Regions from separate parts of the Homo sapiens genome. Here all the other regions are linked to region 3. The links are chromatin contacts, found by Hi-C or POLR2A ChIA-PET in ENCODE. All regions are on one chromosome and are shown on one strand. The core of a region is the stretch at or near the end of the contact, and the rest is flanking DNA. Distances in the headings are between cores, read along the strand shown. Region 1 holds the start of H3C4 (H3 clustered histone 4). Region 2 has its middle 2.8 kb from the start of TRA-CGC1-1. Region 3 holds the start of HCG14 (HLA complex group 14). Region 4 holds the start of H2AC8 (H2A clustered histone 8). Region 5 holds the start of H2BC6-AS1 (H2BC6 antisense RNA 1). Region 6 holds the start of H2BC10 (H2B clustered histone 10).

Region 1 (2,834 bases), core at 171-2,670, 2.7 Mb before region 3:
GAGTTGTTTTTGGTGGTTTTGTTTGTCCTTGGGGATTTTTTTTTTTTTTTTGAAGGAGTCTAGCTCTGCTGCCCAGGCTGGAGTGCAGTGGTGTGATCTCGGTTCACTGCAACTTCCGCCTCCCGGGTTCAAGCCCTTCTCCTGCCTCAGCTTTCCATGTAGCTGGGACTGCAGGCGTGTGCCACCACACCCGGCTAATTTTTGTATTCTCAGTAGAGACGAAGTTTCAATGTGTTGGGCAGGCTGGTCTCGAACTCTTGGCATCACGTGATCCGCCCGCCTTGGCATCCTAAAGTGCTGTGATTACAGGCCTGAGCCACCTCGCCTGGCCAAGCTAAGGAGTTTTGAGGCCAGCCTGGGTAACACAGTGAGACCTCGTCCCTAAAAATAAATACAAATTTTTAAAAATTATTTGAATAAAGTTGGGCCTTGAAAACAAACGAGGGCATCTTCGTGCTAAGGAGTGCAGCGCCTCAGGTTCATTCCCGCCAAACCAGGCAGTGTTAGGAAAATCAAGACCGAGGCCAGAAAAGCCGCTGCAGTCATGCCCAAGACAGCTGTCCTGGCAGCCGAGAGGCCCAAGAAAGCTTGGGGCGTCCTTATTCCGAAAAAGAGTACTAAGCGGACCCCAAAAGCTTTTGCTGGTGGAGGCTGCTGGAGAAGGTTGGTTGGTCAAAGGTGGCCAAGAAAGTTCCCAAGCCGGAGGCATCCAAGCCTAAGAAAGCGGCCCCCAAAACAAGGAGATATAAGAGTACCTTAAAGGCTGTTTTAAGAACTCCCCAATTATAATAAAGCTTTTTGCACCAATTCCGTGAGGGGAGGGGGAACGGATAGAGGCAAGAATGCTTACTTACCTTGAGTGAACAGAGGTTCCAGTTTACGGACAGCAACAGTAAACAGCAACTTTTATAGAAAAGGTGGTTGGCTCTGAAAAGAGCCTTTGGGTTTTGGTTAGCACACATTCACAAGACAATTTACGCCCTCTCCCCACGAATGCGGCGAGCAAGCTGGATGTCCTTGGGCATGATAGTCACTCGCTTGGCGTGAATGGCGCATAGGTTGGTGTCCTCAAACAGCCCCACCAGGTAGGCCTCGCAGGCCTCCTGCAGCGCCATCACCGCCGAGCTCTGAAAACGCAGATCAGTCTTGAAGTCCTGCGCGATCTCACGGACTAGACGCTGGAATGGCAGTTTGCGAATCAGCAGCTCGGTCGACTTCTGGTAGCGGCGGATCTCGCGCAGAGCCACCGTGCCGGGCCGGTAACGGTGGGGCTTCTTCACGCCGCCGGTGGCTGGAGCGCTCTTTCGAGCAGCCTTGGTGGCCAGCTGCTTGCGTGGCGCTTTCCCACCCGTGGACTTGCGAGCAGTCTGCTTGGTACGAGCCATTGCGAACTTCTAAACCCTGCTAAATGACGAAAAAACGAAAGTCTAGCCTTTCGTACCCGTATATATAAAGACACCCCTGTTCTGATTGGACAAGGCAGCCTTTCCCCTGCAGCTCGATTGGTGGAGACGCCCACTCCCTGACAGAACATCTCCTGCATGTAGACCAAATATTAAAACTTTCCTCCGTCCATCTTTAACTGCTGGTGTTTTCAACCCTTTCCCCTCTGTGCCATGTTTCTAGCTTTTATTTAAAACGTACTTTGGTTTTCCTTGGCAAAATTGTGTCTAGCTACTAGGATGACGTGTCTTAATTTTTTTTTAAATGTTGGCGCTGAAACTGGCTTTGATCAACGTTTTAAAAAGACGCGCGCTAGTTGTGATTGGCCAAGTGATTTCTTTTTACCCTCTTAAGTTTAGAAAGGTTAATTTCATATCTTGATTTGTCTATTTAAACTTGGAGATATTTTCAATAATTTGTTCCAAATGCACCATGACTATTAACTCATAAGTAACAATATGAAACCTGATGTTAAGCTACATGAACACATTTAATTTCACCACAATATGTCATCCTCATATGAAAGCACTCTTATCTTTTACAAGTTCAACTGGTATTTGTGTAATCTGCTGTAAAAAAAAAAAAAAAAAAAAGCCAAATTTATAAATGGCACAAAAAGACCAGTGTGCCCTTTTAGTCATGCTGAACACTGTGCTAAGAAGCTCCACCTAAGGGCCGTCTGGCTCCAGGGGATGTAGGTTTGTATTCCTATTGATAATTAATTAGGGTTAGCTCAGTAGAGTTGAAAGTGGCTTGCAAAAACAAACCCAAAAAATACTTACAAATTACAGGTTATTTCGTATCATTAAGATGCATACAAAAGACAATAAAACATTTGTTCTGGTTCTGTTGCTTTAAGTCACTAACTATATTTTTATGTAAATGTAAACACTGACAAACATTAACTTCTCTCCTGTATGTCTCAGGCCTTTTAACAGCTTTGCAATCCTAACGAGCCGCTGCATTGATCGATTTAAATTACATGTGACATAAAGTCTCTTTGCATTTTAATTAGTTTGCTTTTTTGGGTTTTTGTTTGTTTTGAGACAGTCTCGCTCTGTCGCCGAAACTGGAGTGCAGTGGCGCGATCTCGACTCACTGCAACCTCCGCCTCCGGGGTTCAACATTTTCTCCTGCCTCAACCTCTTAAATAGCTGAAATTACAGGCGCGCGCCACCACGCCCGACAAATTTTTTTATTTTTAGTAAAGACGGGGCTTCACACCATGTTGGTCAGGCTGTCCTGGAACTCCTGACCCTGTGATCCGCCCACCTTGGCCTTCCAAAGTCCTGGGATTACAGGCGTAAGGAACCGCGCCCCGCCAATTTGCTTATGTATTTTTATGGCATCTTTAAAATGGACGGTTAGTTTCACGATTCAGTGTTAAGAAC
Region 2 (2,700 bases), core at 59-2,558, 2.3 Mb before region 3:
AAATTTTATTTCGAAAACCCTATGAGCTGAGTAGTATTGTTCTCATTTAACTTTACATTTAGACAAACATAAATTTAGACATATATCAGCCTGGGTGATCTAGAGGTTTTTTTGTTTGCTTGTTTGTTTTTTTGAGACGGAGTTTCACTCTTGTCGCCCAGGCTGGAGTGCATTAGCGCGATCTCAGCTCACTGCAACCTCCGCCTCCCGGGTTCAAGTGATTCTCTTGTCTCACCCTGCCGAGTGGCTGGAATTACAGGCGCCTGCCACCATGTCTGGCTAATCTTTTGTATTTGTTTTAGTCGAGACAGGGTTTCACCATTTTTGCCAGGCTGGTCTCGAACTCCTGACCTCGTGATCCACCCGCCTCGGCCTCCCAAAGTGCTGGGATTACAGGCGTGAGCCACCACGCCCGGCCTAGAGTTTTTAATAACCAAATTTCTGACCCTCACATCTGAGGCACTGAGCATGGAAGAGTTGGAAAGAAGAGGGAGGGAAACTTATTTTTCTGTATCTGTTCTTGCACCACTACCTTCTTTTCTCAATAGTTGTTGTGTTACAGAAAAAGGGTCCCGATCCAGACCCCAAGGGAGGGTTCTTGGCTCTCCCGCAAGAAAGAATTCAGGGCGAGTCCGCAGTGCAAAGTAAAAGCAGGTTTATTAAGAAAGTTAAGTAGTGAAAGTACAGCTACTCCATAGACAGAGTAGGGTGTTCCTGAAACGCGGAGGAAAGTGTCCACCCTAGATACATACCTGTAAGTATGGGGAGATGTGCTCTGCTACAAGGGTCTGTGATAAAGGATTAATTTTCTTATTATATTTTGTAAGAATCGATATTATTATCTTTAAAGCAAAATTTGGAATGCCTTTGTTCTCCAGATATGGGGACATCTAGACACTCCCAAGTCTGGGTCTGTTTAGTAAACATTATTAATTTGTTCCCTTAACCATAAACATCTAGAGGCTAGGAATGCCTGACTTTCTGGGAATGCAGCCCAGCAAAAGTCCCGGCCTCGTTTTCCTAGCCCTCACTCAAAATGGAGTCGCTCTGGTTCGAATGCCTCTCACAGAAATCCCGCTAAAATGTACCTCCCTCGGTTGCGGTGAGCCGTGATCGTGCCACTGCACTCCAGCCTGGGAGATAGAGTGAGAACTCCGTCTCAAAAAAAAAAAAAAAAAATACCTCCTTCTTCTCTCAAAACTCTCCAATGGCTTCCACCCTGGGTCATCAACATGGCCTGGAAGAGCCGTACTCTGGATACCCGAGGGCGCGGCCCCAGCGCCGCGACGCCCCGCCCCTCTGGCTGCTCCGCTCTGGGATGCACTTCCGACGCCCTCTAGGCTTGGGAGTTCCGCGCCTCTCGGTGTCGCCTGGGGGGCGTGCTCCGGTTGGCGCACTGATTCCCAGTTGGGTAGGGGAGGCTTGACTGAGCTCCCACCCGGAATTTCACCTTAGACCTTTAAAGACCTTGCTCCGGCCTCCCGCGCCAGCGCTAACACCTAGTCCTCTTTAGTGGAGTTCCGGCGGAAGGGGATGGCGGGCACCCGACGGTGGTCTCCTCCCAGATGGCGAATTTCCGCGGCTTCTTCATCTTTTAGCTCCCAGGGAGCCCTCTGGCCCCAGCATGAAGCCCATGGAGCCCTTTTCAAAATTGTATTTTTAAAAGCTTTTAAAAAATACACAGGATTTTAAAGAAAGCCAATTGTACTACAAAACAGTTTTCAAACGATTAAAATAATTTCATAGAGTAATGTGTGCTTCTCATTAATGCATTAAATATTAAACATCAAGACCCGTCTTATGACTGCTGTAATTTTCAAACAGTTGTCTTGGGTATTTGTAACAACTGTATTGTGATACAAAAATATGTGATTTTTCTTTTCTTTTTTTTTAGACAGAGTCTCCCTCTGTCGCCTAGGCTGGAGTGCAGTGGCGTGGTCTCTGCTCACTGCAAGCTCCGCCTCCCGGGTTCACGCCATTCTCCTGCCTCAGCCTCCCGAGTAGCTGGGACTACAGGTGCCCGCCACCAATTTTGTTTTTGTATTTTTAGTAGAGACGGGGTTTCACCGTATTAGCCAGGATGGTCTTGATCTCCTGACCTGGTGATCCGCCCGCCTCGGCCTCCCAAAGTGCTGGAATTACAGGCATGAGCCACCACCCCCGGCCAAAAATATGTGATTTTTCTTGATGACAGAGTCGTAGTTACTTCTCTTTCAATTGTGGTTTGTTACCTGTATTAGTAAGTGAAAGATATGTTAAATTTCAGTTAGAATAGACTAGAATCAGAAATAATCAGAATGCAGTGTGTGTGTTAAGAGTAAGGAATAGTTCATGCAACTTTTGTTTCTGTTACATATGTATGACTGAATTACGATGTAAACTAAACTAAATTGTAGGTCACCACCAAAAAAATGAAAGCTACTGCCACTAGGCCCAAGTTCTGGGTGAAGAACCACGTCTGTTTACCTGGGCAACCCCATGGATCAGGAAAGCAGGGGATCAGAAAGGAGCACGCTAATAGAGAAAAGAGGGAGCCTGTGCATTTTTGTTGCTTTTCAAGAAAGAGTTTAACCTTTAACAACTTGTAGCCATTGTTATTGCAACTTTTACTCCTATTGCAGATGAAAAGCTTTGTGCGCTGTGGCTCCCTTTCCAAAAGGCCCATCTATTTTCTAAACAGCTCCTAGGTTATGAGACCTA
Region 3 (2,700 bases), core at 42-2,541:
AAAATACAATAAATTTTTCACGGTGATTACATTTGCGAGAGGAACGTACAGCTTTCATATTTCATTCAATGGTTAAAATGGTACTCAATTTTGACTGACAAAACGGTAATGATCAGATGCCAAAACGAGTGTGAATGTGCATAATTTACGAAAGACATTTTTGAGAACTGGTTACATGAGTTTTGAAAATAGGAGAGCAGAGGACCTGTGTAAGATTTTTAAAGAGACTGCACTGTCACGAGCCACAGCGTTGTGAGATTGGTAGGAAAGTGCTCCAGGAAATATCTAGGGGAGGGCTTGGATCTGAGACACAGAGTGTGAGCCTGGTCGAGAAGCGGGAAAAGAACCCGCCCAGAGCCCCTTCTCTCCATTCCCTCGGCGAGGCAGGAAGCTATCTGCGTTCCGAATCCCGCGACATCAGGATTATCTCGCACTGCAGCACAGAGACCAATCGCTAGTAACCTCTGCCTTTAATTAGGCGTTTTTTGGCCCAAATCTCGCGGCTTCGTAAAAATATCGCGATGCTTCCGCTTTTAATGTTTTTAGTTTGGACAAGCCCTTTGAGATAAATTTAAAAGCCAATTCTTTTTTTTTTTTTTTTTTTTTGAGACGGAGTGTCGCTCTGTCCCCAGGCTGGAGTGCAGTGGCGCGATCTTGGCTCACTGCACGCTCCGCCTCCCGGGTTCACGCCATTCTCCTGCCTCATTCCCGAGTAGCTGGGACTACAGGCGCCCGCCACCACGCCCAGCTATTTTTTTTGTATTTTTAGTAGAGACGAGGTTTCACCGTGTTAGCCAGAATGGTCTCGATCTCCTGACCTCGTGATCCACCCGTCTCGGCCTCCCAAAGTGCTAGGATTACAGGCGTGAGCCACCGCGCCCGGTACCTAAAAGCCGATTCTTAAAAATATACGTTGGTAATTGTTTATGCCTACTGCTGAGATCAGGATATCTCTAAAGTAAGGAGAGGAAAAAGAAAAGTATGTGTCAGAAGTGGGATTCGAACCCACGCCTCCATTGGAGACCAGAATCCCCACCGCGGAGGAAGCTTAGCTTGAGTCTGGCGCCTTAGACCACTCGGCCATCCTGACACACTGCATAACAGCCCTGATTTTTGCACTAAAATAGAGATCAACAAGCAATGATTCTGTGTCGTGCACGCACGCAGAAACGCGATGACGTCAGGGTTGCTTGGTAACAGAAGGGCAGAAAGCCACTTGTGGATTGAAAAAGCAAAAGGGTTCGCAGGACTAGAAAATGTTTCTGCATAAAACTGGATCAAGTCTCTTACGGGCCTTATAACTGTTATCGCCATCTCGAAAAACGTGTGCGGGTTTTTTTTTTTTTTTTTTTTGCTCCCAGCCTGCCCAGATTTCAGGAAGGAAAGAAGATCTTTTGCTTCTTCGGTCGCTGGGTCGGCTCTCCAGTGTCTGATGTTTACTGAAATCTTGATCGTGGTTAGCCTCCCCCAGGACTTCATTGTTTGGAAGATGGTGAGGAACAAAACAAAACCCTAACAAAAGACCCCGGTTCTATAGGAAGGTCCCCTTTTAGCCCCTCTATTTTGGTTCCATTTGTCACTGCCTTGCCACTCGTCGAAGTTTGTCTTGGGCTCTAAAAGTGGTAGCCGGGAACGGCTGGGAAGGTCTCCACAGGGACCACCACATGGGCAAGGCTGGTGTCCGCGCCGAGGGATCGGCGATCCCAGGTCCGGGGAAACTCCGCGAGCGACGCGCTCGCCCGCGGCCTTCCTTGTCGCTCTCGGATGTTCCCGATTAATGGGCTCCAAGTGACCACTGCCAGGTCGGGGAACACAGCGGTAGTTTTTAAGGGGAGTGCACCACATCGCCTGATCCACTTTTCTGTTTCTCAGCCTTCGCCAAGCAATCTGAGCTCCAGGCCGGGAAGCCCCAAGGTCACAAATTTTAATGGAGCCCTGAAACTAAACAGAAATCATCCCTCCCACTAGAACAAGAGCCCCTAGAGGCCAGCGACACCGCTAAAATAACATGTGTAGACCAATGCCGTCCAGGTAACAGTGCCTGGCAAACACGGTAGAGGTTCAATAAATACATTTTAACTCAACCGTCTTAACTCTTGTATTTGGGGCTGTGAGGTTCAGATAGAGGAAATATAAAGTTGGATATTTTAATTAGATTTTGTCCTAATAGCTTACTTTTTGTATTTGTTAATATAAAAAAAATTTCCTTTTTGTAAGGCAAAGTTAGGTCTCTTTTCTGCATGGAGAAATAACTGAGTTTCAGTAGGCTCTATCTTAATTTCCACAGACTTCCTTGGTTTCATATCCTATTTTTGATAGAGAGAAAATTAGTAGTGAGAAGTACAGTGAACACTGGTTCCCCAGTCTCCCTCCAATACATGAGATTTGTATATTTTCTTTCGATTGGAAGGAAATTGTCCAGGAAGTGATTCCCAACATGGCAACTGTAATCTTACCCTAACTATAATTATTTTTTTCTAATTGCAAAGTACACACAAATTGTAGAACATACAAACATGTCAAAAATTAAAATCATCCATAATCTCACTAGTCAGAGGTAACTATTAACATTTTTATATATTTAGTCTTTCATATGGTATACATTTTCCAAAAATGGTCATGTGTAGTAAATAATTTGCTAACTTGCTTTCTAAATGAATATATTATGAATATATACTTGCTAAGTACTATATTTTGCAT
Region 4 (2,700 bases), core at 125-2,624, 2.7 Mb before region 3:
AGAGTGCTCAGAAAAGTCAAACTTGTTATCAGGTGATCTTTAGGGACCCAAAGACTACTCTTCCTACCCTTTCCAGTGTTGCCCAGGCTGGAATTGCACTAGCGTATTCACATGTTCCTGCAGTCTCTAGCCCGAGAGTTTAAGCTATCCTACCACCTCAGCCTACCGAGTAAATGATAGTACAGACGCAAGCCGTCACACCTGGTTAGCTTCATTTTTTTGCAGAGACGAGTTCTATGTTGCCCAGGCAAATCTGTTAACTCCTGAGCTGAAGAAAGCCTCATGCATCGACCTCCCAAAGTGCTAGGATTACAGGATCTTGCCAACACAGAACAGGAGTATCTCCTGATCAATTTTTTTTGAGACGAAGCCTCGCCTTTGTCGCCCAGGCTAGAATGCAAAAGCGCCATGTCTTTTCACTGCAACCTTTGCTTGCTGGGTTTAAGTGATTCTCCTGCGGCAGCCTCCCGAGTCTCTGGGATGACACGCGACTGCCCCACGCCCGGCTAATATTTGTATTTTTAGTAGAAACGAGATTTAACCACGTTAGCCAAACTGGTCTCGATCCGCACGCCTCGGCCTCCCAAAGTGCTGGGATTACAAAATCGGAAAAATTATTCCCTAGAAAACGGTGAAATTCAATATTAAAGCTCTTTATGTGAGACTTGAGTGGCTCTGAAAAGAGCCTTTGAGTTTTAAAGCACCTAAGCACACATTTACTTGGAGCTTGTATACTTGGTGACAGCCTTGGTACCTTCGGACACTGCGTGCTTGGCCAGCTCTCCGGGAAGCAGCAGACGCACGGCGGTCTGGATCTCCCTGGAGGTAATGGTCGAGCGCTTGTTGTAGTGGGCCAGACGGGAAGCCTCGCCTGCGATGCGTTCGAAGATGTCGTTAACGAAGGAATTCATGATGCCCATGGCCTTGGATGAGATGCCAGTATCGGGGTGAACCTGTTTTAGCACCTTGTACACATACACGGAGTAGCTCTCCTTACGACTGCGCTTGCGCTTCTTGCCATCCTTCTTCTGCGCCTTGGTCACAGCCTTCTTGGAACCCTTCTTCGGAGCAGGAGCTGACTTAGCTGGTTCAGGCATGCTGTCAGAAAACAATAACAGCAGTGAGAATGAACGCACTTAAATAAAAGCTCGTGTCTAGAGTCTCTCCTTTTATAGGCCTTTCATGCAAATAAAGAATTCAAAATATCCAGCTCTGATTGGGCAATGTGTTAGTGACGCATACATGTAAAATAGCCTTCACCTTATTTCCTTTCTAATTGGTTGGCTCGTCAAAGAACAATTTTAACCAATCAAATTGCGCCTTTCACAATTCTACCGATGACTATAACTAGCTTCTTATTCCTCCATCGAGCCCATTCTTTTTCTTTATTCAGTGGATTGTTAGTTCTTCTGCTGTTAGGAAGCCACTATGTCTGGACGTGGAAAGCAAGGCGGCAAAGCTCGGGCAAAAGCTAAAACGCGTTCTTCCAGGGCCGGTCTTCAGTTTCCAGTTGGCCGTGTGCACCGCCTCCTCCGCAAAGGCAACTACTCCGAACGAGTCGGGGCCGGCGCTCCAGTGTACCTGGCAGCGGTGCTGGAATATCTGACGGCCGAGATCTTAGAGCTAGCTGGCAACGCGGCTCGCGACAATAAGAAGACCCGCATCATCCCGCGCCACCTGCAGCTAGCCATCCGCAACGACGAGGAGCTAAATAAGCTTCTAGGTCGCGTGACCATCGCGCAGGGCGGTGTCCTGCCCAACATCCAGGCCGTATTGCTGCCTAAGAAGACGGAGAGCCACCATAAGGCCAAGGGCAAGTGAAATGATTACTAGTCAAATCCGTCAGTGATCCCGAGTCCCAGAAACCAAAGGCTCTTTTCAGAGCCACCCACCTTTTCTGTAAAGTGCTGGAATACACATACGATGCCTGAAATCTCAATGTTCACTGTCCTAATTTTTAACGAACGCTTCTGACGTTACTGGTCAGTTCTTTATTGAAATCCTTGCTCACATTTCATGCACTAATTTATCTTACTGGTGTTTCTTTGCAGTAAAAATGCGTTTATAAAGGTATACAAGAATAGAAACCGAGGTTGTGACACCAAGGTTTCACTGCGTTATTTTGTGTATAGGTCCATGCTGTGTATACAAATTTATCATTAATACACAGGCTGTTTATTCATGTGCACTTGTCAGAAAAGGGTGAAATATTAATACAGAAACGAGAGAACAAAGAAGGATAGCTGCCCATTAGCATTTCAGGGCGGGCTTTTTAAGTTTTAAAGATGACTGCATTCCGGCTGGGCTCAGTGGCTCATGCCTGTAATCCCAACACTTTGGGAGGCCAAGGAGGGCGGATCATAGGGTCAGGAGTTCGAAATCAGCCTGCCCAACATAATGAAAGCCCGTCTCTACTAAACAAATACAAAAAGTAGCCGGGCGTGGTGGTGTGCATCTGTAGTCCCAGCAACTTGGGAGGCTGAGGCAGGAGAATCGCTTGACTCCGGGAGGCAGAGGCTGCAGTGAGCCGAGATCACGCTATTGCACTCCAGCCTGGGTAACAGAGCAAGACTACGTCTCAAAAAAAAAAAAAAAAAAAAAGACTACATTCCTCTAGTGAGAATTGTGTTTGTTGGATTTCTCTTTTCAAAAGGAGCAATTAACACAGTATTCTAAAATAAACACTAAACGAAACTAAGC
Region 5 (2,821 bases), core at 203-2,702, 2.7 Mb before region 3:
AATTAATAAAATCTGCGGAGAATTGTAAATTCTGCCTTCATTGTTGATCCAAACCTTTCTTCTAAGACCTCCCCTTTCTAGACATCTATCTACCTATTTTCACTTTACTTTCCAGCATCAAGGAGGTCTGAGTGGATAAGGCCTAAGCACTGATGTGGCTTTGGTAATGAACCTGAAGTTAAAAACTGGTTAGCTTATGCTAAGCTGCCATTTGAAAGGTCTCCTCCAGCATCTGAATTAAGGGAAACAATGTTTTGAAGCAGTCACAAAACTTTTCTGATGCATTAGATCTGAGGTAGGACCTGATAATTTGTACTTCTAAATTATGCAGGTGATGCTGATGCTGCTGGTCCGGAGACCACTTTGGAGAGTTTTACTTTAAAGGAAATGAAACTGCCCTAAAATGCTAATACTAAATAGCCACACAAAGCCGGAAAAAAGCAAAGAATTTCAAACCGAAGATGAGAGGTCCTGAAAAATAACAGCGGTCATCCTACTCCCGGTGCGGCTATGCGGCCATGAAAAGGAGTCTTGGGGCCGGTCGTGCCCCTCCACGCAGGCTCCCTCATAGGGTCATCCCATCAACCCTCGCCAAAAACGCCGGCCCCCTCATAGGGCCGTCCGGCCACGCCCCTCCGTGCCCTAACCACAGAGCCACACGTTACGCCGCCGCCCCGTTACGCCCATCCGGCTCCCGCATAGGGCGTCACGTACGTTTAACGTCGGCCCGGCGCGCGCGTCCGGGAGGTTGCCCGTAGGCCGCTAACTGGTGGTTCCCAGTCCCCGCCGACTCGGCCTCTTTCTTCTGCGGCCACCAGATCGCGGGATATCGGAGACTTCGAACAATCCGCTGGAGTCCTTTACAGTTTAAAAACAGAGGACCGGCCGGGCGCGGTGGCTCACGCCTGTAATCCCAGCACTTTGGGAGGCCGAGGCGGGCGGATCACGAGTTCAGGAGATAGAGACCATCCTGGCTAACACCGTGAGACCCCGTCCCTATCAAAAGTACAAAAAAATTAGCCGGGTGTGGTGGCACGCGCCTGTAGTCCCAGCTACTCAGGAGGCTGAGGCAGAAGAATCGCTAGAACCAGGGAGGCGGAGGTTGCAGTGACCGAGATCGCGCCGCTGCACTCCAGCCTAGGCGACAGAGCGAGACTGCGTCTCAAAACAAAAAAAACGGAGGATCGAAAATTTTGAAGACTGAGAGCAAGGCAACAATCTTCCCTTGACCTTTTTGCTCCTCTCACAAGGGTTTTTCAGACGGCTGAAACCAACGAAAAGAGTGAGGAAGCAGGCAGAAAATTTCAGCTTTAGTCTCTCAGCATCCTCCTGCTTTCTTCTCGGGGAGCTGGCACTTCCCCCTTCTCTAGTAGCTGTAAATACGCCTCCCAACTCCAAGGAGACCTTTCTTGCATCTCCCTTACTGTTCTCACGCCTGTAGGGCTCTTCGTGTGAGGATTCAGTGTATGTATGTATGTATATGAATGTGTGCGAATAATTATTTCCTAATTGAGTTTTTTTTTAAAAAAATCATCTTCCGGTACACGCAGTGCCGTACTCCATTAAACAGCAGGCACGGTGTCTAGGGTCCGCAGTTCTTTTGGAGGCTCATGAAAATATTTTAATTTCTTCTAAAGTCAGAAGGAAAAAAATGAACATTTAAGTCGAAGAAGATGTTACATATTAATCTTCATATGACTTTAATTTTTTTTTTTTTTTTTTTGAAACGGAGTCTCGCTCTGTCCCCCAGGCTGGAGTACAGTGGCGCAGTCTCGGCTCACTGCAAGCTCTGCCTCCCGGGTTCACGCCATTCTCCTGCCTCAGCTTCCCGAGTAGCTGGGACTACAGTCACCACGCCCGACTAAGTTTTTTTGTATTTTTTAGTAGAGACGGGGTTTCACCGTGTTAGCCAGGATGGTCTCGATCTCCTGACCTCGTGATCCGCCCGCCTCGGCCTCCCAAAGTGCTGGGATTACAGGCGTGAGCCACAACGCCTGGCCTATGCCCACTAATTCCAATTCTTATTTGATCTAATTGTTTATAGATTCTTGTGAACTTTTACCTTGACAATTATGTTATTTTCAAAGATAATCATCTTTTCCTATTGAATCCTTGCTCTTCTGACTGCCTGTTCCTATCTCATGGTATTGGCCAAACCCTGTGATGCCGTGTTGAATAGGAGTACTTTCTCACCACACTTGTCTTCCTTCCGCCTCTATGGGAATCCTTCCAAAACGGCACCATTAAGTGTTATACTCGCTGTAGCTCCTCCTTATGAAGTTCTCTTCTCATTGTAGTCTGTTAAGTGTTTATGATTAAAGAGTGTTATATTTTGTTAAATGCTTTCGCAGTATCTTTGGAGATGATCATGTTTTTTCTTTATTAATCTCTTTTTTATTTTATTTATTTTATTTTATTTTATTTTATTTTTTATTATTTTAGTTTTTATTTTGAGATGGAATCTCACTCTGTCTCCCAGGCTGGAGTGCAGTGCCCTGATCTAAGCTCATTACAACCTCTACCTCCCAGGTTCAAGCGATTCTTCTGCCTCACTTTCCCAAGTAACAGGGACTACAGGTGCGTGCCACCACATCTGGCTAAGTTTTGTATTATCAGAAGAAGATAGGCCGCCATTGGCCAGGCTGGCCTTGAACTCCTGACATTAAGTGATCCACCTGCCTCAGCCTCCTAAAGTGCTAGGAATACAGGCGTGAGCCACTGCTCTGGGCCTTCCTTTATTAATTTCTTAAACTGGCAGATTTAGAATACTAAACTTCCTTCTATTCTTAGAATAAACCCTATATAATCAGCTATTTATTTA
Region 6 (2,857 bases), core at 142-2,641, 2.6 Mb before region 3:
TGGAAAATCTGATTGGATGAATCACTTCATTTTTGAATCCTCTCTTCTCGGTTAGTCTGCGATCCAAGAACGTTAACTTCTTAAAGTTCTAATTCTGCGCTTCTCAAGCTGTAGTCCGTAAACGACTACTTTAAGACTTGGAAGACGCTAATTCTCATTCAGTAGATGTGTTGTGGGGCCAGATTCGGAGGACCACGTTTTGAGAAGTTTATCTTGTGCCGTTTTCTTGAGTCACCTGGACTGCTGCTAGCTGGAAACCTTTGACCATTATAAGGCAGGATTCCTGGGTGATGTACCTGGGAAATCACGAGCCAAGAAGTCACCGACATACAACAGTGAGCAACAAATGTTAACTGAATTCTATTTTGTCCCAAATGGTGTTTTGCTTCGGTTGAGAATTTTTAAGGCACAGGCTAATTTTAGGTTTTCCAACGACTCTTATCATTTACTTTTCGTTGGGTCCTATTGATGATATTCCAGGATACCACCCCCACTAGCCTCTTCTGCAGGATAACTTGAACACTGCAGTGGCCCTGTCCATCTAAACTTTACAAGGTTTTGTAAACGTTACTGAACTTGCTTCTTCCCGACTACATTAAAGCACTTACTTGAGATATTAAACATTTTCTCATTAGTCCTGTTTGCCTAGTCAGTCACTTGTATAGACAGGGCAACAGCACGGCCTGAATATTGGGCAGGACACCGCCCTGCGCGATAGTAACTTTGCCCAACAGCTTGTTGAGCTTCTCGTCGTGGATGGCGAGCTGCAGGCGTCGGGGGGTGACGCGGGTCTTCTTGTCTCGGGCCGCGTTGCCCGCCAACTCCAGGATCTTGGCGGTCAGGTACTCCAGCACCGCCTCCAGGTACACCGGCGCACCGGCCCGGACCCGCTTGGCGTAGTTGCCCTTGCGGAGGAGGCGGTGCACTCGGCCCACAGAAAACTGGAGACCAGCCCTGGAAGAGTGCGTTTTAGCCTTGGCGCGAGCTTTGCTGCCCTGCATTCCACATCCAGACGCAGTGAAGTATTTAAATACTTGTTTAGAAGAAGGAAAGTGATTGATTCTAGTAAAACGCAAGAGCTAAACTCTTATAATCTATATTCGGCAAAGTAGACTGTGCTATCTCCTGAACACAGATTTCAGCCAATCGAAAAGCAGGTGTTTAAAAAAATTTAAAAAAAAAAAAAAAAAAAAAACCACTTCTGACTTACATACTTATAGTTGAAAGGTCAAATTATGCAAGGTTGAGCTTCTGGGAGAGCCGATGAGATTTAGGAGTTCAGAAATGGCCTATCATATATTCAGACACTAAAAGAACCAATGAGAAACCGAAACTCAGCCAGCCTCATTTGCATATACACGAGGTAAATAATGAGGGCGTTTGGGCTCACCAGCATTTTCCTGTGGTCATTTGACGGTATCACTTCGGCTGCGAACATGCCTGAACCAGCTAAGTCAGCTCCCGCCCCGAAGAAGGGCTCCAAGAAGGCGGTGACCAAGGCACAGAAGAAGGATGGCAAGAAGCGCAAGCGCAGCCGCAAGGAGAGCTATTCCGTGTACGTGTACAAGGTGCTGAAGCAGGTCCACCCCGACACCGGCATCTCGTCCAAGGCTATGGGGATTATGAACTCCTTCGTCAACGACATTTTCGAGCGCATTGCAGGCGAGGCTTCCCGCCTGGCGCATTATAACAAGCGCTCGACCATCACTTCCAGGGAGATCCAAACGGCTGTGCGCCTGCTGCTACCCGGGGAGCTGGCCAAACACGCGGTGTCGGAGGGCACCAAGGCGGTCACCAAGTACACCAGCTCCAAGTAAACTAGTTACCTGGGTAAAAGCGCTAACGACCCAAAGGCTCTTCTAAGAGCCACCCATGTTGTCATTTAAAGATCTGTAATTTTCCAGACTTGGCATTGGCAAGGTAAAATGGCTAAGCAACACATGGGATAGTAAGGGTTTACTGAAACATCCAAGTTCGGCCGGGCGCAGTGGCTCACGCCTGTAATCCCAGCACTTTGGGAGGCCGAGGCGGTCGCGTCACCTGAGGTCAGGAGTTCGAGACCAGCCTCGCCAACATGGTGAAACCCTGTCTCTACTAAAATATACAAAAATTAGCCGGGAGTGGTGGCAGGCAACTTAATCCCAGCTACTTGGGAGGCAGAGGTAGGAGAATCGTTTGAACCCAGGAGGCGGAGGTTGCAGTGAGCCCAGATAGAGCCATTGCACTCAAACCTGGGGTATAAGAGCGAGACATCTCAAAAAAAAATCCAGGTTCGTTGTTTTTTCCCCTATAGATTGTAAGCGTCACCAAGGAGTAAGCTCGTATGCAGCTTAATATGACACATTTCACTCAGCAGCTAAGGAAAAATCGTGTTCTAGATTGATCCCCACTTTTCTTCTCCCCGCACACCACCATCTTAAAATTTTGTTTTCGTTTTTAGTTTCACTTTATCATCCTATTGCCCTTGATTTGGAGTAGCCGGGTGGAAATCAAGTTTGGGGTAGTCTTAAATCTAAAATAAGGTCTGAGAAAGCGAAACTCGTCTTTTAGTTCGTTGTTAGCTTGCAAATGGTTGGAGCGGCATATGATGGAGGAAATCACCTCTGTTGGTTGCATTTCTAAACCATGGCAGATCGCTACCAGACGTTCTCATATCCCCCTTGCAAGTCCACTGATTTCTCTACAAATTTTACTGAGTTTATAATTACTGGATTACTTCACGTAGCTATACATATTACCTCTTGGCAAGATCAGGAACTCTACCATCTTCTTAGCTGAACATATTGAGGTTTAAGACAAAGAACAGGCAACAGGATAGCCTGAAGTTGGAGCAAAGAAATGAAAATTCCCGGTGCTA

Evidence for each region. A loop is a pair of places that touch in the nucleus more often than their neighbours do. ChIA-PET counts read pairs that join two places held with the same protein, here RNA polymerase II (POLR2A). Pooled maps may share reads with other maps.
Region 1: a loop to region 3 is called in a pooled map, with 2.3 times the contacts of the local background. The contact joins the promoter of H3C4 here to the promoter of HCG14 in region 3. A Hi-C loop is called at or near these places in 6 of 50 pooled maps. POLR2A ChIA-PET finds 5 or more read pairs at or near these places in 4 of 52 experiments (CD4-positive, alpha-beta T cell, HepG2, activated naive CD4-positive, alpha-beta T cell and 1 more).
Region 2: a loop to region 3 is called in a pooled map, with 4 times the contacts of the local background. The contact joins the enhancer-like site here to the promoter of HCG14 in region 3. A Hi-C loop is called at or near these places in 1 of 37 single-sample maps with no recorded cell type and 12 of 50 pooled maps. POLR2A ChIA-PET finds 5 or more read pairs at or near these places in 1 of 52 experiments (endothelial cell of umbilical vein).
Region 4: a pooled map shows a loop between it and region 3 (2.1-fold over the local background). The contact joins the promoter of H2AC8 here to the promoter of HCG14 in region 3. A Hi-C loop is called at or near these places in 5 of 50 pooled maps. POLR2A ChIA-PET finds 5 or more read pairs at or near these places in 5 of 52 experiments (B cell, HepG2, OCI-LY7 and 2 more).
Region 5: a loop to region 3 is called in a pooled map, with 4 times the contacts of the local background. The contact joins the promoter of H2BC6-AS1 here to the promoter of HCG14 in region 3. A Hi-C loop is called at or near these places in 4 of 50 pooled maps. POLR2A ChIA-PET finds 5 or more read pairs at or near these places in 6 of 52 experiments (A673, B cell, H1 and 3 more).
Region 6: a pooled map shows a loop between it and region 3 (7-fold over the local background). The contact joins the promoter of H2BC10 here to the promoter of HCG14 in region 3. A Hi-C loop is called at or near these places in 9 of 50 pooled maps. POLR2A ChIA-PET finds 5 or more read pairs at or near these places in 6 of 52 experiments (CD4-positive, alpha-beta T cell, HEK293, SK-N-SH and 3 more).

What each region holds. Positions count from the first base shown.
Region 1 is chr6:26,195,866-26,198,699 of GRCh38, forward strand. It overlaps H3C4 (H3 clustered histone 4), which reads right to left and starts at 1,421. Exons shown (of 1, transcript NM_001376937.1): 1 at 919-1,421. The coding sequence starts at 1,385. The coding sequence ends at 975. RefSeq lists enhancers at 548-1,149, 662-771, 1,150-1,750, 2,493-2,552, 2,583-2,642 and 2 more.
Region 2 is chr6:26,549,308-26,552,007 of GRCh38, forward strand. No RefSeq gene overlaps it. Among named protein-coding and RNA genes, the nearest start is that of TRA-CGC1-1, 2.8 kb to the right of the region's middle. RefSeq lists enhancers at 1-783, 1,043-1,577, 1,562-1,611. Within about 2 kb of position 1,309, at least 11 of the 41 ENCODE cell types and tissues checked have a DNase peak (open chromatin) inside an H3K27ac peak, as active enhancers do.
Region 3 is chr6:28,895,239-28,897,938 of GRCh38, forward strand. HCG14 (HLA complex group 14) reads left to right here and starts at 1,292. Exons shown (of 2, transcript NR_104117.1): 1 at 1,292-1,492; 2 at 1,873-2,082. It overlaps TRL-CAA1-1 (tRNA-Leu (anticodon CAA) 1-1), which reads right to left and starts at 1,090; the gene lies at 985-1,090. RefSeq lists enhancers at 1-333, 969-1,604 and a silencer at 395-558.
Region 4 is chr6:26,215,547-26,218,246 of GRCh38, forward strand. H2AC8 (H2A clustered histone 8) reads left to right here and starts at 1,375. Exons shown (of 1, transcript NM_021052.4): 1 at 1,375-1,891. The coding sequence starts at 1,429. The coding sequence ends at 1,821. It overlaps H2BC8 (H2B clustered histone 8), which reads right to left and starts at 1,142. Exons shown (of 1, transcript NM_003518.4): 1 at 654-1,142. The coding sequence starts at 1,097. The coding sequence ends at 717. RefSeq lists enhancers at 256-385, 436-525, 606-955, 867-1,518, 1,386-1,805 and 2 more.
Region 5 is chr6:26,171,321-26,174,141 of GRCh38, forward strand. It overlaps H2BC6-AS1 (H2BC6 antisense RNA 1), which reads right to left and starts at 1,453. Exons shown (of 3, transcript NR_186648.1): 1 at 715-1,453. It also overlaps a transcript of H2BC5 not described here. RefSeq lists an enhancer at 527-1,419.
Region 6 is chr6:26,271,540-26,274,396 of GRCh38, forward strand. It overlaps H2BC10 (H2B clustered histone 10), which reads left to right and starts at 1,392. Exons shown (of 1, transcript NM_003525.3): 1 at 1,392-1,873. The coding sequence starts at 1,437. The coding sequence ends at 1,817. It also overlaps the pseudogene H2AC10P. RefSeq lists enhancers at 643-982, 1,313-1,652, 1,723-1,852, 1,863-1,912, 2,323-2,482.